Linked DNA regions of Homo sapiens: region 2 is linked to region 1. A link is an interaction called in ENCODE POLR2A ChIA-PET data of the cell type or tissue named here. Cell type or tissue: Caco-2. All regions are shown on one strand. Links, peaks and the distances in the headings refer to the core of each region. The heading gives the core; the rest is flanking DNA.

Evidence for each region. Peaks named below come from ENCODE experiments on the same cell type or tissue, not always from the same donor. Only the 100,000 strongest peaks of a DNase experiment are listed, where the experiment ranks them.
Region 2: POLR2A ChIA-PET joins it to region 1 with 6 read pairs; 4 of 35 experiments call an interaction of 5 or more read pairs at or near these places.

What each region holds. Positions count from the first base shown.
Region 1 is chr17:48,113,491-48,120,697 of GRCh38, forward strand. SNX11 (sorting nexin 11) reads left to right here. Exons shown (of 7, transcript NM_013323.3): 5 at 5,214-5,309; 6 at 5,484-5,696. Among named protein-coding and RNA genes, the nearest start is that of SNX11, 9.3 kb to the left of the region's middle. In Caco-2, for the core only: no CTCF peak of the experiment used is centred there; no DNase peak of the experiment used is centred there.
Region 2 is chr17:47,986,543-48,002,666 of GRCh38, forward strand. No RefSeq gene overlaps it. Among named protein-coding and RNA genes, the nearest start is that of CDK5RAP3, 23 kb to the left of the region's middle. RefSeq lists an enhancer at 8,469-9,067. In Caco-2, for the core only: no CTCF peak of the experiment used is centred there; a DNase peak (open chromatin) is centred at 13,319.

The sequences.
Region 1 (7,207 bases), core at 1-4,000:
AACATACCAGGCACTAAGGAAATTGGGAAATATGTTGTTTCTTTTTTTGTTTTTTGGGTTTTTTTTTTTTTTTGATGTAGGGTCTTGCTTTGTTACAGAGGCTGGAGTGCAGTGGTGCAATCATGGCTCACTGCAGCCTCAACCTCCTGGGTTCTAGCAATCCTCCCACCTCAGCTTCCCAAGTGGCTGGGACTACAGGTGCATGCCACCACACTTGCCTAATTTGGAAAATATTTTTGTAGAGATGGAGGTCTCCCTATGTTACTAGGGTGGTCTTGAACTCCTGGGCTCAAGCAGTCCTCCTGCCTTGGCCTTCCAAATTGTTGGGATTACAGGTGTGAGCCACCAGGCCCGGCTGGGAAATAATGTTTTTTTTTTTTTTGAGATGGAGTCTTGCTCTGTTGCCCAGGCTGGAGTGCAGTGGCATGATCTCATCTCACTGCAACCTCCACCTCCCAGGTTGAAGCAATTCTCTCTGCCTCAGCCTCCCAAGTAGCTGGGATTACAGGTGCCCACCACTATGCCTGCCTAATTTTTGTATTTTTAGTAGAGGTGGGGTTTGTCCATGTTGGCCAGGCTGGTCTCAAATTCCTGGACTCAAGTGATCCACCTGTCTCGGCCTCCCAAAGTGCTGGGATTACAGGCGTGAGCCACCACTCCTGGCTGGGAAATATGTTCTTTTTTTTTTTTTTTTGAGACTGAGTTTTGCTCTTGTTGCCTGGGTGCGATCTCGGCTCACCGCAACCTCCACCTCCCGGGTTCAAGAGGTTCTCCTGCCTCAGCCTCCTGAGTAGCTGGGATTACAGGCATGCGCCACCACTCCTGGCTAATTTTGTATTTTTAGTAGAGATGGGGTTTCTCCATGTTGGTCAGGCTGGTCTCGAACTCCTAACCTCAGGTGATCTGCCTGCCTTAGCCTCCCAAAGTTGCTAGGATTATAGGCGTGAGGCACCATGCCCAGGCCTTCTTTTTTTTTTTTTTTTTTGAGATGGAGTCTCGCTCTGTCGCCCAGGCTGGAGTGCAGTGGTACAATCTCGGCTTACTGCAACCTCCGCCTCCCGGGTTCAAGCAGTTCTCTGCCTCAGCCTCCCGAGTAGCTGGAATTACAGGGGGTTACCACCATGCCCAGCTAATGTTTTGTATTTTTAGTGGAGGTGGGGTTTTACCATCTTGGCCAGGCTGGGTTTTTTTTGCTTTTTTTTTTTTTTTTTGAGACAGAGTTTCACTTTGTTGCCCAGGCTGGAGTGCAGTGACACCCTCCACCTCCCAGGCTCAAGCAATTTTTGTGCCTCAGCCTTCCGAGTAGCTGGGATTACAGGCGCCTGCCACCACGCCTGGCTGACTATTTTGTATTTTAGTAGAGATGAGGTTTTACCACGTTGCCCAGGCTGGTGTCGAACTCCTGAGCTCAGGCAATCCACCCATCTCCACCTCCCAAAGTGCTAGGATTACAGGTGTGAGCCACTGCGCCCAGCCTGGGCAGGCTGGTCTTAAACTGACCTCATGATCCACCTGCCTTGGCCTTCCAAAGTGCTGGGATTACAGACGTGAGCCACCATGCTCCGCCTTTTTTCTTTTTTTTTTTTTTTGAGACGGAGTCTCACTCTGTTGCCCAGGCTGGAGTACAATGGTGTGATCTCGGCTCACTGCTACCTCAGCCTCCTGGGTTCAAGCGATTCTCCTGCCTCAGCTTCCCGAGTAGCTGGGATTACAGGTCCCTACCCCCACGCCCAGCTAATTTTTGTGTTTTTAGTAGTGACAGGGTTTTACCATGCTAGCCAGGCTGGTCTCGAACTCCCAACCTCAGGCAATCCGCCTGCCTCGGCCTCCCAAAGTGCTGGGATTACAGGCGTGAGCCACCGCACCCGGCCAGATATATGTTCTTAAATCATATTTTCAAGTCAGTGAAAAAAGTAGAATCTAATTTCGAGTATTTTTACCTAACAAAGCCATACTAACATCAAAAATATTTTTCTTTCTTTATATGCATATATGTCTAGAGCTCAACAAATATACAGCTAACATTTTAAACAGTTTAAATCTGCTTATCAGAAAATTTTAAGCACCTGGACTTATTTGACAGCTAGTGTTTCCATCCACTTCACATGTAAAAATAATGATTTTTTTTTCTCTTTTAATACAGAGGTCCTTTTCCAGAGACATATGAGAGCCTAGGGAAGGCAGTTATTATTTACTCCTCACACCCACCTGCCAAATAAGTCCTGAAAGTGGAGAGAATTACAACAGTGATTTTGCTGTAGGATGGTCACTGAATACTCAGTGGTGATAGGTGGCCTGTTGAGTGACCAAGTCAGTTAGTTAACATGTGGAACTGATGAGGCTGTTGTCCTGGGGCAGGCCCTAATAAACCAGGTGAAACTCCGTTCCCCTGACAAATCCTATATCCTCCAGCCTGGCCTGTTTTTTTTTTGTTTTGTTTTTCTTTTTCTTTCTTTTTTTTTTTTTTTGAGACAGAGCTTAGCTAAGTGAGCCTCTGCCGGTCGCGGTGGCTCACGCCCAGCACTTTGGGAGGCTGAGGCAGGTGGATCATGAGGTCAGGAGTTCAAGACCAGCCTGGCCAAGATGGTGAAACCCCATCTCTACTAAAAATACAAAAAACTAGCCGGGTGTGGTGGCAGGTGCCTGTAATCCCAGCTACTCAGGAGGCTGAGGCAGAGAATTGCTTGAACCTGGGAGGCAGAGGTTGCAGTGAGCTGAGATTGTGCCACTGCACTCCAGCCTGGTGACAGAGCGAGACTGTCTCAAAAACAACAACAACAACTACAAAAAAATGTGAGCCTCAGCAGCCTCAAACGCCTGGGGTCAAGGGATTCTCCCACTTCAGCCTCCCAAGTAGCTGGGACTACAGGTATGTGCCACCATGCTCAGCTAATTTTTGTATTTTTTGTAGAGAAAGGTCTCACTTTGTTGCCCAGGCTGGTCTCTCAAACTCCTTGGCCTCAAGTGATCCTCCTACCTCAGTCTCCCAAGTTGTTGGGATTACAGTTGTGAGCCACTGCGTCCCACTCCAGTTTCTTCCTTTTTAAAAATAATAGTTGATGGTGGGTGTGGATTTCTTTTTTCCTTTTTTTTTTTTTTTCTGAGGCGGAGTCTCGCTCTGTCACCCAGGCTAGAGTGTAGTGGTGCAATCTCGGCTCACTGCAACTCCCAGGTTCAAGGGATTCTTCTGCCTCAGCCTCCTGAGCAGTTGGGATTACAGGTGTACACCACCACGGCTGGCTAATTTTTGTATTTTTAGTAGAGTCGGGGTTTCACCATTTTGGTCAGGCTGGTCTCCAACTCCTGACCTCATGATCTACGTGCCTTGTCCTCCCAAAGTGCTGCTATTACAGGTGTGAGCCACTGCGCCCGGCCTTTTTTTTTTTTTTGAGATGGAGTCTTGCTCCTGTCTCATCCTGCAGGCTGGAGTGTTTGCAGTGGCACGATCTCGGCTCACTGCAACCTCCACCTCACAGGTTCAAGTGATTCTCCTTCCTCAGCCTCCTGAGTAGCTGGGATTACAGGGGTGCACCACCATGCCCTACTAATTTTCTTTTCTTTTCTCTTTTTTGTTTTTTTTTGAGATGGAGTTTCGCTCTTGTTGCCCAGGCTGGAGTGCAATGGCTTGATCTCAGCTCACCACAACCTCCGCCTCCCAGGTTTAAGTGATTCCCCTGCCTCAGCCTCCCGAGTAGCTGGGGATTACAGGCATGTGCCACCACGCCTGGCTAATTATGTATTTTTATTTTTATTTATTTATTTATTTAATTTTTTTTTTTTTGAGACAGAGTTTCACTCTTGTTGCCCAGGCTGGAGTGCAAGGGTACAATCTCAGCTCACTGCAAGCTCCGCCTCCCAGGTTCACGCCATTCTCCTGCCTCAGCCTCCCGAGTAGTTGGGACTACAGGCGCCCGCCACCACGCCCGGCTAGTTTTTTCTATTTTTTAGTTGAGATGGGGTTTCACCGTGTTAGCCAGGATGGTCTCGATTTTCTGACCTCGTGATCCCCACCCACCTCGGCCTCCCAAAGTGCTGGGATTACAGGCGTGAGCCACCGCGCCTGGCTGTTTTTTTTTTTTAAAGGAGAGATGAGGTTTCACCATGTCGCCCAAGCTGGTCTTGAACTCCTGAGCTCAAGTGATCTGCCCACCTCGGCCTCCCAAAGTGCCAGGATTACAGGCATGAACCATGGCACCAAGCTGGGAGTGGGTTTCATAAACAACATAGTGTGGCTCGGCTTGGTGGCTCACACATGTAATTCCAGTGCTTTGGGAGGTTAAGGAAGGAGGATCACTTGAGGCCAGGAGTTTGAGACCAGCCTGGGCAACAGAGCAATACTGTCTCTACAGATACATAAGTAAACAAATAAATAAATTAGGTGCACACAGTGGCACGTACCGGTAGTCATAGTTATTCTGGGAGGCTGATGCAGGAGGATTACTTCATCCCAGGAATTTGAGGCTGCGGCGAGCTATGCTCACGTTTATGCTACTGCACTCCAGCCTGGGCAACCTGGAGAGAGCAGCTTGGAAAGCAATACCTTGTCTCTAAAATCAAACAGACAAAAATAATGTATCAGCATGGGTTTTATAGTCATAGATCTGGTTCTGATATGAGCTTTGCTGCTTATTAGCTGTGTAACAGTGAGACATTTACTTAACTTCTCTGATCTGAAGTGAGTTAATATCTTTCTCACGGGGTTTTGGGATGACTAAATGAAATCATGTTTATAAAACATTTAGCACAGTCTGGCTTGACACTTGGCATGCAGTCAATGTTAGCACCACCCCTTATTAAAAGCTAATTGGGGCCAGGCACGGTGGCTCATGCCTGTAATCCCAGCACTTTGGGAGGCCGAGGCAGGCAGGGATCACGAGGTCAGATCAAGACCATCCTGGCTAACATGGTGAAACCCCGTCTCTATTAAAAATACAAAAAATTAGCTGGGTGTGGTGGCCTGCACCTGTAATCCCAGTTACTCGGGAGGCTGAGGCAGAGAACTGCTTGAACCCGGGAGGCAGACGTTGCAGTAAGCCGAGATTGTACCACTGCACTTCAGCCTGGGCGACAGAGCGAGACTCCATCTCAAAAAAAAAAAAAAAAGCTATTTGTATTGATTAGACCTCTTTTTAAGGGATTTCCTTGATCAGAGGCCGGAATGACTATCTTAGATGTTACACTTATCATGGGTGTTATATCATGTGGCTGCACAGGCCTGTTCCTGAACTTCCTGGGAAGTCAACCTTCTTCGGCACCTCAGATGAGTTCATTGAGAAGCGACGACAAGGTCTGCAGCACTTCCTTGAAAAGTGAGTGGACAGAACGGCTGGTGCTGGCCACCAAGGGTGGAGGCAGGGGTGGAGGAATGTGCCAGGCAGGATGGAGCTCCCTGCTCAGGTAGCCAGAAGTTCTTAAGAGGATGGGGAATGGAGAGCAGTTCCTCAGGGTGATGCTCTGTGTTGTGCTACCTGTGTTTTTCCCAGGGTCCTGCAGAGTGTGGTTCTCCTGTCAGACAGCCAGTTGCACCTATTCCTGCAAAGCCAGCTCTCGGTGCCTGAGATAGAAGCCTGTGTCCAGGGCCGAAGTACCATGACTGTGTCTGATGCCATTCTTCGATATGCTATGTCAAACTGTGGCTGGGCCCAGGAAGAGAGGCAGAGCTCTTCTCACCTGGCTAAAGGAGACCAGCCTAAGAGGTAACTGGAGTACTCTTTGAGATAGCAGGGGCTAGGTTTGCTATAACCTGGACCAGAGAGGTGTCCATTTGTTAGGGAAAGTAATGTCATAGCATTGGTAGCCTTTCACAACCTTTCTTGTTCTTTGGGTGCGTGGCTTTCTATCCAGGTGGGTCTGTGTTAACCCACCACTGGGTAGCAGGGGCTCCTACTGAAACCTGGGGAGAAAGAAGGGAAAGCTTTCTCATTTATTCGGTTTTTTATTCCTCCTCCCTCCCTTTTTATTTATTTATTTTTTTGTGTGGAGACGGACGCTCACTCTTTCACCCAGGCTGGAGTGCAGTGGCGTGATCTCGGCTCACTGCAACCTCTGCCTCCTGGGTTCAAGCGATTCTCCTGCCTCAGCTTCCTGAGTAGCTGGGATTACAGGCAAGTGCCACCACACCTGGCTAAGTTTTGTATTTTTAGTAGAGACGGGATTTTGCCATGTTGGCCAGGCTGGTCTCAAACACCTGACCTTAGGTGATCCGCCTGCCTCTGCCTCCCAAAGTGCTAGGATTATTGGCATAAGCCTGGCCTAATAGCTTTATTGACACACAATTTACCTGCCATAAAGTTTACCTTTTTAGATACAGTTCAGTAGTTTTTAATATAGTCACAGGGTTGTATAACTGTCAGCCACCACAGTCAATTTTAGAACATTTTCATCACCCCGAAAGAAACCCTGTACCCATGAGTAGTGACTCCCCTGTCCTTCCCTCCCCCCCAGCTCCTGGCAACCACTAGTCTACTTTCTCTGTCTATGCATTTGTCTATTTTGGACATTTACACAAATGGAGTCATATGATTTGTGGTCTTTTGTAACTGGCTTTTTTCATCTAACAATGTTTTCAAGGTTCATTTGTATTTTATCATGTGTCATTACTTCATTACTGTTTTTTTCTCTTTTTTTCCCCCATTTTTATGGCTAAATAGCAGTCCATTTATATGGTGCTATATACCACATTTTGTTTATCCATTCACTTGCATTTATCTGTTTTTTTTTTTTTTTTTTTTTTTGAGACAGAGTCTTGCTCTGTTACCCAGGCTGGAATGCAGTGGCATGATCTCGGCTCACTGCAACCTCCGCCTCCCAGGTTCAAGCAACTCTTCTGCCTCAGCCTCCCTAGTAGCTGGGATTACAGGCACCTGCCACCACACCCAGCTAAGTTTTTGTATTTTTAGTAGAGATAGGGTTTCACCATGTTGGCCAGGCTGGTCTCGAACTCCTGACCTCAGGTGATCCACCCGTTTCAGCCTCCCAAAGTGCTGGGATTACAGGTGTGAGCCATCGCACCTGGCCTTTTTTTTTTTTTTTTTTTTGAGATGGAGTCTTGCTCTGTTGCCCAGGCTGGAGTGCAGTGGCACGATTCAGCTCACTGCAAGCTCTGCCTCCCGGGTTCACACCATTCTCCTGCCTCAGCCTCCCGAGTAGCTGGGACTACAGGCGCCCGCCACCATGCCCGGCTAATTTTTTTTGTATTTTTAGTAGA
Region 2 (16,124 bases), core at 11,516-15,515, 120 kb before region 1:
CAGCCTGGGCTACCCACCCAAGACATCAAATCCACATGTGTCCTCGAGGCCCCATCCTTTACTCGGCTCCCTCCAAACCATCTTGACCCCCGATTCAGATGAGGCCCAAATGCATCTCTGTGGACATCTCCAGTTGTCCCTGCAGAATTAGTCACTCCATCCCTCAGCAGCATCCTGCAGCCCCATGCAGATATCCTTAGGAGGGGGGAGCTCTTATTTATTGTGTTATATGCCTTCCTGAAGTGCCTGCCCACTGAGCTGCTTGCGGGCAGGAATGGTGTCTTGACCACATTTATGTCTCTCTTGGAGTATCAAACGTTAGCTTCTCTGAACTTTAATTGTCTTAATGCTCTCTAAAATGACTTTGACCTCTGACATATTATGATCATGTGGCTTACAAGTTAACACAAAGGAAGAGTCTCACGAAGCACAAGAAGTTTGGGAAGAAAATTGGGGTTAAGTCAGCTTTTTAAATGGACTGATGGCCAGGTGGGGTGGCTTACGCCTGTAATCCCAGCACTTTGGAGGCCGAGGCGGGAGGATCACTTGAGCCCAGGAGTTCGAGACCAGCCTGGGCAGAGTGCCTGCCTACCCCGAGGATCATTTCTGGGCCTCATCTCTCCTCTTTCACTGTTTGGTTGAGGACATTTCTGGAGAGGAAAGTAGAGGGCTATTGTCCCATCCTTTTGGAGATATCATTGCTTCATAGAGTTAGGTTTGCTATCAAAGCTGGGGCCTCCTCCCTGTCTGAATACCACCATCTGCTGGGCTTTGAGCAAGCCGTTCTGCCCTCTGAGCAATCGGGCCCGAGGAGCTGCGTCCAGGGTAGCTGTCCCGCCTGGCAGAGCCTGAGCCCAGCAGGAGGGCATCAAGGCTGCTGCAGGCGTGTAGAGCCCGGGGGCACCAGCTGACCCGGATCTGCCTGTGTCCTCCAGATGCCCTTCCTCCCTGGTGACTGCCAGGGCCTCTCTGAGTAAATTGGCCCTGAGTAAACTCTTACTTAGCCAGCCCGCCACCCTCCTCTCATTCCCCAGGCTTCAAAGAAAACCAGTTTGAATATTTAAACTTCTCCTGTGTATCTAATAAAAAGTTCTGCACTACTTAACGCCCCAGCTATCCATTACTGTCGGGAGCTGCTCTCTCCCTCCCAGCATTCCCCTCCCTCCCTCTCGCCCAAACCACGAGCATGGCAAAGCCATTTGTCAAACCGCTCCCGCCACTGGCTGCGCTTGGCTGTGTCTGAAAGGACAAGCCGCCCCACAGGGGAAGGTGGGAATGAATAAAGGGGCTATGCAAATTGCTGCTTAATCTGCAGAGAAACACCCAGGCTTTGGGGAGACGCTCATTACTTCTTTTAACTGTGATTAACGGGCAAATTAAACCCAAGCCCTTAACTCTCTCCTGGCAGAGGACTTGAACGCAGAGCCCTGGGCCAGTGAGGTTGGAGGGAGGTAGTTGCATCTGTACCTGGGGACCAGGACCGAGGAGCATCCGCACTGCCCCTTAACCCTGGTAGAAGGGAGGGGAACCCCAAATGCCTGAGGGCAGACCCAGCACAACTAATCTTAAAGCACAGGGAAGGAAGAACTTAGTTCTTTCAGAAGACAGTTCTGTCTGTCATTCAAGAAAAAGCAAAGTCAGGTTGGGCATGGTGGCTCATTCCTGTAATCCCAGCACTTTGGGAAGCTGAGGCAGGTGGACTGCTTGAGCCCAGGAGTTCGAGACCAACCTGGACAACATAGCAAAACCCCGTCTCTACAAGAGATACAAAAAATTAGCCGGATTTGGTGGCCTGCACCTGTAGTCCCAGCTACTGTGGAGGCTGAGGTGGGAGGGTCACCTGAGTCCAGGAGGCAGAGGCTGCAGCGAGCCAAGATCACACCACTGCACTCCAGCCTGGGCGACAGAGACCCTGAATCAAAAAAAAAAAAAAAAAAAAAGTAACATGGAGGACAGGCACAGTGGCTCACACCTGTAATCCCAGCACATTGGGAGGCCAAGGCGGGTGGATCACTTGAGGTCAGGAGTTTGAGGCCAGCCTGGCCAACATGCTGAAACCCCATCTCCACTAAAAATACAAAAAAAAAAAAAAGCAAAGTCACTGGTCCCTTGAATTTGCTTCCATCCTTCCCCTCCCCCCACACACACATACACACACACACAAAAACCCTGGGAGAATTTCTTAGACCTCAAGTGCCAAAACATGTCAAGGGTGTGGCTAAAGTGGCTTTAGCCACAAACTGAGTTGCTGGTCAGACCAGCCCCAAGTCTGGTGCTGGAAAAGTGTGTTTAAGGAGCCTCCAGATGTTCAACTCCAAAAATGACCTTGAGATGTATTAACCAGGGAGGTGAGGAAGCAGGAGGTGGGGGAGCTGAGTGTGCTTCTGGAAGGGGAGACACTGGGAATGGCCCTGCGCTGGCCATACGGGTTACAAGCACACACCCTACAAGGGGTCAAAGAGCCAAGGCAGCTCTCTTCATTCCTTATCCATCTGTGGGTTTTGGTTTTGGTTTTGAGGTAAGACATACATAGAATAAAATGTATCATTTTAACCTTTTTTGAGCGTACAGTTCAGTGACATTCACATTGCTGTACCACCATCATCACTATCCATTCTGTTTTTGCAGAATATTGAGCCATCCTAGGAGACCTGTAATCACCTCTAACAAACAGCAACAATGGAGGCAGGGCCCTGTAGCTAGAAGAGTTCTGTGTGAAATCCAGAAAATTGGAGAACGCCCACAGGAGCCCCGGGAGATTGAAATAGAGGCCTGCCGTTCAGGAGGCAGGTTTGGGAGGAAATCCTGCAGAGATTCCCCATTAAACACAGATTTCCCCTAAGCTTGAGCGATTAGGAGGTGAAAGATGACATACAATGGTGACAGACTGTCTGTCAACCTGATAGGGCCGAGGAGAGACACGGCCCCGTATTTTATTTTGTCGTGGAGTCGATCAGTAGGTCTGTCATAGAAACTAGCCCTGACAGCTCGCTCAACAACTCTGCTCTCTTTTCTTAACTCTTGAAGCCCAGCTCCACCATCTATTAAAACATCCTGGGCTGTCAGGGATATTAAAAGGCTCTGTCACTCTTTCTTAAAACAGTCATAAATACAATCTGGACACCAGCATTTGGGCAGGAGCCCCAGCATTGAGTGGGAAGAGGCAACAGCAGGTATGCCTGCCTTTCTTGACAGCCTGGGCTTTGGCATTGTTCAAATAGGGACCATGGACTTACCTCCTTTTTCTCTCTGTAGATGGAGGAATCATGGCCTTCTCTGATATCATGGATGCCTGGTATTTTGAAACAACTGTTCTTGACCACAGGATGTAGTCTTTGGTAAATGCAACCACAACTCTCAGCTTATCTCTGGCTCCTCATGCACCTAAACCACACCTGTTCCGAATGCCTACCTAAGGGAGTCTGGTTCCCAGGCCACCCCAGCTGGTAGGAGGGGGAGGAGGAACAAAAAGGTAATCAGAGTCTGAATTTTCCTCCACAATGGAGTTTGCCTCTTTCCCACTTCCATTCTTCTTGCTCCATGCAGCCTTGTAACTGACCCACCTTGCTAAAAAAGGTCTTTTGGGTGCCAGAAACTGACATGACACTTTGCAGGTGGGCTCCCAAGAGTGCAGGCTGGAACTTATGACCTTGCCAATTGGAGGAGCCCAGTCATCATCTCTAAATCTTTTATTTATTTATTTATTTAGACAGTCTTGCTCTGTCGCCCAGGCTGGAGTTCAGTGGCGCGATCTCGGCTCACTGCAACCTCCACCTCCCAGGTTCAAGCAATTCTCCTGCCTCAGCCTCCCAAGTAGCTAGGATTACATGCGTGTGCCACCATGCCTGGCCAATTTTTGTGTTTTTAGTAGAGACGGGGTTTTGCCATGTTGGCCAAGCTGGTCTTGAACTCCTGACCTCAGGTGATCCACCCGCCTCGGCCTCCCAAAGTGCTGGGATTACAGGCGTGAGCCACCGAGCCTGGCCCCATCAACTTCTGTGTTGACATCAGGGCAGTGCAGCACCAGGGAGCCTGGCATCTTAAGATGTCCTGTCTTTTGCCCACCAGTGTCCAGTGTCCAGAATCACTTTTCACCCCAGGACTTTCACTTAGCTTTGGATATTTTAAAACTACAGACTATGTGTTTTTCCCAACTGAGTTATCTTCTCAGCAGCTTTCTTCAAGTATTTTATGCCAAGAAGGGTCAGGCTTTTATGTTTTCTTTCCATGACATTAAATCCCTACTTTATTCCACTGTGTGGCCTCAGAGGGCAGAACTAGAGCCCACCTGTGGAGGTAACAGGGAGATGGATTTCCACCTGATATAAGGAAGCCCTTTCTGACAACCAAAAATGCCCTGCAAGGGCACAGGTGGGAAAGTCACATCACTGAAGACCTTAGGCTGACATTGGATCAATATCTGGTGGGGACACTGCTGAGAGTGGGAGGTTGGGTCAGATGACTCTGAGTCAATGATTTGGGTACTTGGTATGTCCAGAGGCTGGACGAGGCCTAGCAGCTGTTCACCAGCTGCCTTCCATGTGGCCATCTTGCAATTTAATCCCAGATGGTGGGACCCCTCACCGTCAAAGGTCACAGGGCCAGCTGCAGGGTAGTGGGCAAACCCTTCTTTGCCCCGGTAGCCCCCAGGCAGTGTCTGTGACCCAGCAGGCAGGATGTGGAAAGGAAAGAATGAGAGATGAAGCTGAGAGATCCCACCAGCGCCTCTGGTTGAGAAAGGCAGGCGGGAGCTCTGCCGGCTTCCCCTCCCCCTTTCACTTCACCCCCTCCCTGCTCCTTCCCTGTTTCCACCTGCCTTTCACTCTCTCTCCCTCTTTTGCTCTCTTCATCCCTCCCAGAGACCTCCCCCAATCTCCATGGCAATAAAAGGGGAGGTGGGGTGGGCTGTGCCCTGTATTTTTAGTTGCACCATAATAGCCCCTTTCTCTGGAGACACAGGGGCTGCCTGTGGAACGAATCTCCCCCTGCCCTTTGGCTCACAAAGGGCCAGGGAAGCCCCTTCAGCCTGGGCCGCCCTCTGTGACCCCGGCCTGTTTCCGGGTGGGGTGCACTTCCAGCCCTCGGGGGCCTGCAGCTGGGCCTCTCTCACGGGATCCTGCACACAGGCAGGGTCACCCCGGCTGACCTCCCCCGAGGACAGAGGTCAAGCCCCCTCTGGGGTCTCTGAAGTGATTGGAAGGGAGCCCAGGCAGGGGACAGGGGGAGGGGCGAGGAGGAGGGGACCTTCTCTTTTAATGTAAAATTAAATGACTCCCTGTGCCTCCCTGTCTGTGCCTATCTCAGGCTGGGTCCCCTGGCCTAGGACCTCACCCTTGGGGATCCAGGCATCTTAGAAATGAGTTAAACACCCTGCACTGGGGCTTGGTCAAACCTGAGTCCAGAGTATTAGAATAATAAAATCCCGGCAGGGCGTGGTGGCTCACGACTGTAATCCCAGCACTTTGGAAGGCTGACACGGGCAGATCATGAGGTCAGGAGTTCAAGCCCAGCCTGGCCAGCATGGTGAAACCTTGTCCCTACTAAAAATACAAAAATTAGCCAGATGTGGCGGCATACACCTGTAATCCCAGCTACTTGGAAGGCTAGGGCAAGTGAATTGCTTGAACCTGGGAGGTGGAGGTTGCAGTGAGCGGAGATCACACCACTGCACTCCAGCCTGGGCAACAGATCAAAATTCCATCTCGAAAAGAGATAAATAAATAAAAATAAAACCCTGGCATGGGAAATGGGAGGAACTCTGTAGGGCATCTGGGCCCGCAGAGTCAGCCCTGGATTTGAATCTGGTATTTGCTTGCTACCATGTGGCTTGAGACACTTCTGAGCCTTGATATGCTCATCTGCAGAGTCAACATCACAAGGTTAAGGCTCGAGTGAGATAATGCACATAACATGTTTCTTTGCACAGTGCTTGACTCCTAGTAGTTACTCAGGGTCCCACAGCTGTGACACTATTAGGCAGGAAGGAGTTCTTAGGCTTCAAAAATTCACCCGCTTAATTGAGGCTAGGGCATCCCCATTTCAGACCTTTAAAGATAGAGAAGCCACCATCCCCAGAGAAGAATAGTCAAGGCAGTATAGTGGATGAGAATCCAGGCTGGGAAGTCAGAGTGGCTGGAACTGAATTGACTATGTAGGGTTATTATGAAAATCAAACATGTTAACACATGAAACGTGCTCAAAAGGGAACTTGGCCCTTCACCCCCACTATATAAATGTTATTATTATTATTATTGATTTATTATTATTGGGTCTCTGTGGATTTTCCAGAAGACTGCTTATTTCAAATATGTAAAGCCCCTGTCCCTACAGGTTCCCCCTCTTTTCCATGTCACACAGCATGTTCTGATTCCCAGCAAGAAATAATATACGATCACTCTGACTTCGTTGGCTGATGAAAAAAAAATTCATTTTGTCCATGTAAATAGCACCTCTAAACAAGGGACACAGCTAACCCAGAAGGGAGTAATTGGCCCCATATAAAACAAGGCCAAGTGAAAGATACGAGTTCTGAAAAGCCGAAGGAGGTCTGGCGGGAGCTGCCGACAGCTCTTCTAACCTGCCCAACTTATTACTGGAATCATTTCAAGAGATAATTTAATGGTCTCCCTCTGTGTGGCCCTGTTCACTCCTGAAGGGAAATATATAAATAAATAAACAAACCTAACTACCCCAACCAACCCATGCTTTATGAGAACATCGCTTGCTTGTTTTTAATGGCACAGTTATTAATATAACTGTCCCGGCACCTCCCCTACATCTGATCACTGCTGAATTATAAGCCTTGAATCCTGATTGTGGTTCCCATGACTGCAGACGTTTCCACACTGTCCTGATGAGAGGAGAGAAGCAGCCCTCCACATGCAGGGAGGACTCAGAGGCTGGAGCGGGGACCTGCTGCCCTATCTGAGAGCATGCAGAATTTGGGGGACAAGGCTGAAACATGGAGCAGGAGGGGAAGAAAGGCGTCTGTAAGGTGTGATGAGGAAAGCTTTGGACTGAGGTCAGGAGACCTCAATTCAAAACAATCACTAGCTCTGGGATCTAGCTCAACCTCTCATCTGCCTCAAATAAATAGGAATCTTATTTTATATTTTATTTTTTTTTGAGACAGGGTCTTGTTCTGTTGCCCAGGCTGGAGTGCAGTGGTGTTAGCTCAGCTCACTGCAACCTCTGCCTCCTGGTCTAAAGGGATCCTCCCACCTCAGCCTCCTGAGTAGCTGGGACTACAGGTGCGGGCCATCACACCCAGCTAATTTTTTGTATTTTTAGTAGAGACAGGGTTTTGCCATGTTGCCCAGGTTGGTCTCAAACTCCTGGACTCAAGCAATATGCCTGCCTCGGCCTCCCAAAGTGCTGGGATTACAGGTGTGAGCCACCTTGCCCGTCTAAAACAGAAATTTTAAGAAATTCCTTTTCCCTTTGCTGTTTTTAAACACTTACAATGTGCCAGGCATCGTTAGCAAGATCTTATTTAATGCAGTCCCATAACCACCGTGTGTGGAGACTGATTTAATCCCCATGTAGTAGATAAGGAAACTCAGACTCTGAGAAATTAAGAAACTTGCCCAGCTGGTAAGCAGGGACGCTTGTTGACAGCCTGGATGTGCCTGACTGCAGGGCCCAAGCCCCTAACTACTAGGCTACACTGCCTTCCTGGGAAGTAACAGCTGTCCATCCCACCTGGCAGGATGGAGAGAGTCAGATGAGCCTATCCAAGTGAAGGGGCTCCATCACCTGTAAGCAGTATCATATGAGGTGGCTACAAGGCTTTCCCAACGGAAGGCGAGGGAGGCTGGAGTCTGATACACTAAGATTAGAGGCATGGACAACAAGAGCAAGCTGCAAAAGGCAGCAGCAACATCCCAAAGGGGACTGAATGAGTGACAAGCAGGCCACACCATTCCAACATTCACTCCAGAAGAAAGCTTTATTTCCTTTGACAACTGTGGATAGACAAGGAAAGGGGAGAATGTTCTCGTGTTCTGTGACTTCCTACCTCCATCAGAGGTGTAGTTAATTCTCATCTTACCGGGTCATCCTCAGGTACTTTGAGATGAGCAGGGCTCTGGTCTAGTTGAGTGGGGTGGACATGGCTGTTTCAGGCTACCCAGGACCCTGACACCACACGGAGAAGCCTCACTGAGTTCAGCCACAGTAGGGAGTTGGTAGAGCTAGGCATAAAGGCATAGAGGTGGCCAGGGGACAGACCCCCACCTTGCCCAGATTTGCTGGCACCAGAGGCAGCCTGAGGCCCAGGGCAACCAGGTGGCTGCTTGGTATTCTGCTCAGGCACCGCTGCATCCTGCCTCCTGGCTTCTCTGCTAGAGGGGCCTCCTCCCCCAGCCCAGCCTGGGCCATGCATTATCCTTGCAAGATTGAGGACCTAATGGAGGCGATCAGCACCCCCAGAGCGGGGGATCTCCATCCAGGCTTGGGAAGGAGGGCAGAGTAGTGCTAGTTGGCTTCTTTGCCCACCCTGAGATCGGGGTGTACTTGAGGGGGTCCCTGGAACTGGGGGCATTCTCTGCACCCCATCTTTGGGGCCTCTGGACAACCTCTGTCCAGGAAGCCACATTGCAAAAATTTCTCTCCTTGTCTCCATAGGATACCTTTGACATTCAGGGTCCCTTTGGGGAGACCCAGCCTCTTGAAGCTTTCTGCTTGCTCTGAGGAGGGGACACTCCCACCCTTACCCCACCCCCTCTCCTGACTGCCAGCTGGCCGGCGTGGGAGCCGGGCTTCCACTGCCCATTGTTTCTCAGCTCTCCTCCCATGGTGGCGGGGTGAGCCTCATCCCCCAGGTCAGGAGCACAGGGCAGCCCCTCCCCCTTCCCTCCCTGGGCTTCAAAGGCCCAGAGGGACTAACCCTTGTCACCATGGGGCCTCCCCTCTGGGAGCCATGATGGGGGCGGCTGCCCCCAAAGCAGCATTCAGTGGCTCCCTGGGAGTGAGCCGAGCAGGCCGGGAGGTGATCACAGGCATGTATGAGGTCAAACGAGGGAGGTCCCAGGCAGACGGCTTGGGAAAAGCTTGGGGATGGGAGAGAGGCAGCAAAGGTGATTGCAGTAATTAAAGCAATGAGCCCGCTACTTCCAAGAGGAGCTAATCCTAGCACAGCCCAGGACCAGGTGCTGTGTTTCCCATGTGCCGCGTCATTTCTCCTCACAGAAGCTGCGTAATACCAAAGCTACATTGCACACATGGAGAACATCAAGCTCAGAGAGGTTAAGTAATTTACCTGTGTCCCACAGAAAGGACCTGAAAAGGACTTGGACTCATATTATTTGACTCTGGAACCTTACTCCTAACTACTGTGCCAGGTGCTGAACTAGGCAACTGGGAGGGAAAACAGAATGGGTCCTGGGCACCCATCTTCAAAACACTCACCTGACTTCATACATGTCTGCAAAATGTGTGTTTCTTGCCAAAGAGCATCCAGGCATCCAAGAAGCAATGTTTTCACTGAGCCTACAAATATAGAAATTTCTCCCTCTTCTTTTCAGCTCTCCTTCCCCTTCTAAGTGTCTTTATTCCTCTTCTTCCCAGGCTAACATTCTCTCCTCCCACCATCTGCTCCCAAGGTGGCTGATACTGCCCACCTTGCTTCCCTGGGGATGGAGGGGTCTGGGGCTCATCCCTCCCCCAGGTGCTGTAATTTGTGAGGCTGCCCAACTGGAGTGGACCCAGGGCCTCCCAGACTGCCCTCCCGCCACTGTGAGTTGGCTGGCCTCTGCCCTCTGCCCTCTTCTGCCATTAACCCTGTCACCTGCCGGACATCAGCCTCCAGGCCCAGTCTGTCATCCATGGCCAAAGATGGATGGGGGGCGGCTGGGAAGCATAAGCAGCGACCCCTTAATGAGATCTGGCGGGGGAGGGCTGGGCTCTATCAGGCAGCAGCAGGGCCAGGTTGGCGATAACAGGCTCTTGTGGAGCGTGACCCATTTTCCTTCTGGAGGAGAAGACAGTCGGGTGAGAAGCTGCAGGACAGGTTTGGGGGACGGGTCACAGGGTTCTTTTACCACCCACCCCTATCCTCCTTCCCCTCTTCTGGCAAACCAGACTCGGTAGATGGGCAGAGGCTATGGAAAACAGATGACCCCCACTTCTCATTCCTCCTCTTTGGCACGGTGACCCCAGCTCCTAAGGAAGAAACACGGACACAAGGAATGACTAGGACACAGGAGACCAGATACCAGGCTGGGGCAGCCCCAGTCAGCCCTGGGAGATGTCAGAGAAACTGGAGGGAGGGGGCCTTTGTGGGGTGTCTATGGAGTGAGGAGCATCTTCAGAGGTGCAAGGAAAGGGCCTTTGTTGAAGCTGGTGAAAGAGTGGGATGCAAGGGTTGGGGGAGAACCATTATTGCGTTACTGGGTGGTCTCCCTACCATTTCCCCCCACGGTGATTCATGGCATTTTATTTAATTTATTTATTTATTTATTTATTTATTTATTTTTGAGATGGAGTCTCACACTGTCACCCAGGCTGGAGTGCAGTGGCGCGATCTCGGCTCACTGCAAGCTCTGCCTCCCGGGTTCATGCCATTCTCCTGCCTCAGCCTCCAGAGTAGCTGGGACTACAGGCACCTGCCACCATGCCCGGCTCATTTTTTGTATTTTTTTTTAGTAGAGACAGGGTTTCACCATGTTAGCCAGGATGGTCTCGATCTCCTGACCTCATGATCCGCCCACCTCGGCCTCCCAAAGTACTGGGATTACAGGCATGAGCCACTGCGCCCGGCAATTCATGGCATTTTAAAAGAAAGAGATGCTGGGCCGGGCACGGTGGCTCAAGCCTGTAATCCCAACACTTTGGGAGGCCGAGGCGGGTGGATTGCCTGAGGTCAGGAGTTCAAGACCAGCCTGGCGAACATAGTGAAACCCTATCTCTACTAAAAATACAAAAAATTAGCCGGGCTTGGTAGCGGGCTCCTGTAATTCCAGCTACTCGGAAGGCTGAGGCAGGAGAATGGCTTGAACCCAGGAAGGGGAGGTTGCAGTGAGCCAAGATTGTGCCATTGCACTCCAGCCTGAGCAACAAGAGCGAAACTCTGTCTCAATAAATAAATAAATAAGATGCTGGAAAGTTCTAGACTTTCATTGTACAGATAGGGAAGTTGATGTCCAGAGAGCGGAAGAGATCCACCCAAATAAGTAGAAGAGCCAGAGCGAGAATCCAGGGCTCTTGAAGACCCAGGCCTCCGCTCAGCACTGCACCACGCTTCCTTCTTGCTCCTTACCCGGGAAGAAAATACAACAGCTGCTGAAATAATTATTCCTGGACTTGTCTAAAAGGGGTTATTCTTTCCCACTTCCTCCCCCACCCCCTCAACCCACATACAGTGCATTGCCCAAGGACTTTTCGTAGGTTTGGGAGAGAGACTTGGGGGAAGAGGGGTGAGGATGCTTCTTGTTTCATCCAAGTCAGAATGGGAAATAATTTACTCCCTGAGGACATGAACAGGGTTGGGTCAAAATAGGACTCTTCAAGTTTGAGGGGTTTGTTTGGGTTTGGTTTGGTTTTGCCCAGCAAAGGTTGGCTGCGAGACCCTTTGGCCACTTATTTTGACATTGGCCACTGTCGATTGCCCCCTGCGCTCCTGCCTGGGTGCTGCTGTGGTGATGCCTGTCTCCTCTCCTCCCTGCCTATGACAGTCCAGCTGAGTTGGATTGTGGAGTGTGGCATCTGGTGGTTCGGGGATCAGGGACTTTTGAATCTGGTCCTAGTAAGCTGTGTGGCTCTCAGCAACAATTAATCTTTCTAGGTCTCAGCTGCCTCATCTTTAAAAGGTAGTAATAGAAAAGTCTTCACACTTTTTTTTTTTTTTTGAGACAGTCTTGCTCCATCGCCCAGGCTGGAGTGCAGTAGCGCAATCTCGGCTTACTGCAACCTCCGCCTCCCAGGTTCAAGCCATTTTCCTGCCTCAGCCTCCCAAGTAGCTGGGATTACAGGCACCCACCACCACACCTGGCTAATTTTTTAAATGTATTTTTAGTAGAGACGGGGTTTCACCATGTTGGCCAGCCTGGTCTCAAACTCCTGACCTCAGGTGATCCACCTGCCTCAGCCTCCCAAAATGCTGAGATTACAGGTGTGAGCCACCATGCCTGGCCCACACTTCTTTTTAAAAAGAAGGACCAGGCTGGGCAACGGTGGCTCATGCCAGTAACCCCAGCACTTTGGGAGGCTGAGGTTGGAGGATCACTTGAGCTCAGGAGTTCAACACTAGCCTGGGCAACATGGTGAAACGTTGTCTGTACTAAAAATACAAAAATTAGCTGGGCATGGTGTTGTATGCCTGTAGTCCCAGTTACTCGGGAGGCTGAGGCAGAAGGATGGCTTGAGTTCGGGAGGCAGAGGTTGCAGTGAACTGAGATCACGCCACTGCCCTCCAGCCTGGGTGACAGAGCAAGACTTTGTCTTAAAAAAAAAAAAAAAAAAAGACCAGAACCAGTGCCATGCTGAAGCTGGCTTGCACTGGATCCTAAAAGCCAATTATGTGCATTTCCCAACTTTGCACTGGGATTTCCAGTTGGTGGCTTGAAATGGGCTTTTGTGGAAATATTTACACCACAGAAATAAGCAAAGGCTACAAATCAGGGCTTCAGCACTCCAAGTGAGAGCCAGCCAGTAAACTTTTAGCAGCACGACACTGGCCAGAACTCTAACATGTTATATAAAAACACATAAACAGGCTGGTCACAGTGGCTCATGCCTTTGGGAAACCGAGGTGGGCGAATCCCCTGAGGTCAGCAGCTCGAGACTAGCCTGGCCAACATGGTGAAACCCCATCTCTACTAAAAATACAAAAATTAGCCGGGCATGGTGGCGCATGCCTGTAATCCCAGCTACTCAGGAGGCTGAGACAGGAGAATCGCTTGAACCCAGGAGGCAGAGGTGGCAGTGAGCGGAGATCATGCCATTGCACTCTAGTCCGGGCGACAGTGTGAGACTCTGTCTGAAAAACAAAACAAAACAAAACAAAACAACAAAACAAAAAAACACACATAAACAGAACTGCTTTGGTTGGTTGAAACAAGGGTTCCCCACTCCCCTCACACACATCAAGCTTTGCCAAAACCCAGGACTTGAAGTCTGAGATTTGTGCCAGCTCTCAATCCTGTGAGTCTAAGTAACAGGCCACAAGAGGTGATGCAGGAGGAAGAATGACGAACAATGATGAGGCTTAGGTTTTATGACTGTATTTAGCTAATCGAGCCTTGTCTGTGTGGGCAAGTCAACTTTGATGATCCAGGAAGCACCTCTGGAGTTGCTTAACCCTGCAGGTCCCAAGGCCTTCTGGTGGCCTCGGCAGGTAGTGGCACCCTCCAGAGCAGTCTCTCACTAGCGGATCTCTCAGTGGGTGGCAGGAGGATGGCTTTAGGGGAGGGAATGTCACCCACCTCCCCACAACTGTGCCTCTGCCCTGCAGGGTGAAGGTAAATGAAGTGACATTTGAATCCATTCAGATACTGCAGGAGAATGAATGCTGAATGAATGAATGAATCCAGGGAGAGCTGGAGCCAAATAAGCTTCATCAATTTATGTGGTGGGGAGGATGCTAGCCAGGAAGTGGAGGCCAGTGTTCAAATGCAGGGCTCAAGCCATAGCTCCAGCAGTTCCTGACCATGACATTTTTTGTATTTCAGTACCGTTTTGTAGAATGGGGCTACTGAACCAGGCTTAAAATCGTATTTCAGTCTGGTCTTTATGATGGGGACGGTAGGGGTGAACATGGAGCTCTCATTCTGCATGTAGTGGAAGGGCCCACCCCGCAAGCATGTTTCGCTGCTATTTTTGCCAAGGTTCTGTGAAGATTTCAATATTCCCAAGCTTGCTATCTTTCAAGCCTAGTAGAATCAGCTGGGCTGATATCTTCTAGCTGGTGGGAAAAAATGCCAGCAAGCAAAAGAAAAGGAGAGGAGAAACAAATGTTTGTAACTGAAAGAAACCTGGCATTTAATCTAGTGATTTCTATCTGCCAATCATCAGAATTGTCATTACCTGGGACAATTTAAAAAGTACAATTTCTAGGCCAGGCGCGGTGGCTCACGCCTGTAATCCCAGCACTTTGGGAGGCCGAGGCAGGTGGATCATGAGGTCAGGAGATTGAGACCATCCTGGCTAACACGGTGAAACCCCGTCTCTACTAAAAATACAAAAAAATTAGGCGGGCAAGGTGGTGGGCGCCTGCAGTCCCAGCTACTCAGGAGGCTGAGGCAGAAGAATGGCGTGAACCCAGTGAGCCAAGATTGCACCACTGCACTCCAACCTGGGTGACAGAGCGAGACTCCGTCTCAAAAAATAAATAAATAAATAAAAATAGGCTGGGCGTGGTGGCTTACGCCTGTAATCCCAGCACTTTGGGAGGCCAAGGCGGGCAGATCATGAAGTCAGGAGATCGAGACCATCCTGGCTGACACGGTGAAACCCCATCTCTACTAAAAATACAAAAAATTAGCTGGGCGTGGTGGCGGACGCCTGTGGTCCCAGCTACCTGGGAGGCTGAGGCAGGATAATGGCGTGAAACCAGGAGGTGGAGGCTGCAGTGAGCTGAGATCGCGCCACTGCACCCCAGCCTGGGCGACAGAGCGAGACTCCGTCTCAAAAAATAAATACATAAATAAATAAATAATTTTAAAAAATAAAATAAAAAGTACAATTTCTTACCCTGCCTCTAGACATACTGATTATTAAAAATCTCCCGTTGGGGAGGGGTCTGGTGTTTGGGAACCAGCACACTCCCTCTCCTGACCTCCCACAGCAGAGGGTGAAGGCTACCACCAGCTGACCAGTCATAAGACTTTGTCTTCTTTCTGTTTCTAAAAGAGATTTCCTCATTTTCCCTTAGCAAATAGGGAAAGACCAAAAAAAAAAAAAAAAAAAAAGAGTTCTTTCCCACAGCTAACCTAAATCTTGGCTGCATTTCTAGGCCTCTCATCTGCATAATAACTTCACTGATGATTTCAGAGTTTGCTTTCTTCACCCTGAATGTTCTGGGTTTATTTCTTCATTCAATAAAAATTAATTCAGCACCTCCTACTCACCAGGTCCTTTAGTAGCTGTTGGGGAGATGAGCAAAATGGACACTATCCTTGGCTTTTGCATCTTATAGCCTTTTAAGGGAGTCAGACAGTTAAATTTGCAATGGTGGCTCATGCCTATAATCTCAACACTTTGGGAAGCCAAGGCAGGAGGATCGCTTGAAGTCAGGAGTTTGAGACCAGCCTGGGCAACATAGTGAGACCCTGTCTCTACAAAAAATTAAAAAATTAGCCGGGTATGGTAACACATGCCTGTGGTCCCAGCTACTTGAGAGGCTGAGGTGGGAGGATTGCTTGAGCCTGGGAGGAGGTCACGGTGCTTCAGTGAGCCTTGATTGCACCACTGCACTCCAGCCTGGGCGACACAGCGAGACCCTCATCTCTAAAAAATAATAATAAAAAAAATAGCATGTCAGGATGTCAGGCTAGGGCAGATGTTGGGATGGTAAGATGGGGTGGGGCAAAGCCTCCTGAAGAAATGAAGGGTCGGGTATGGTGGCTCATGCCTGTAATCCCAGCATTTTGGGAGGCCGAGGCAGGCGGATCCCTTGAGCCCAGGGATTTGAGACCAACCTAGGCAACATAGCAAAACCCCATCTCTACAATAAAATAAAATAAAATAAAATAAATAGCTGGGTGTGGTGGCGTGTGCCTGTAATCCCAGCTACTCAGGAGGCTGAGGCAAGAGAATTGCTTTAGCCTGGGAGGTGGAGGGTGCAGTGAGTGGTGTTTGTACCACTGCTTTCCAGCATGTAGCAAGAGAGTGAGACTCAACTGGAAGGAAGGAAGGAAGGAAGGGAGGGAGGGGAAAGAAGGAAAGGAGTGCTAATTTGCGGACTTAGGATAAGTAGCAGTTAGTCCAAGGATGTGGAAGGGAGGGTGGAGAGCAAAGATCCTGGCAGAAAGACCAGCATATGTGGGGCTGAAGGCAAAAAAACAGAGAATGCTTGACAAACTGAGTGAAAATTCATACAGTCGGGCACTCTGCCTCACAAATCCTTCTGTCATTTCTACAGTTCTCCCAGAAACCCCTTGAAACTCGCCTGTGACTCTCTAGGCTCC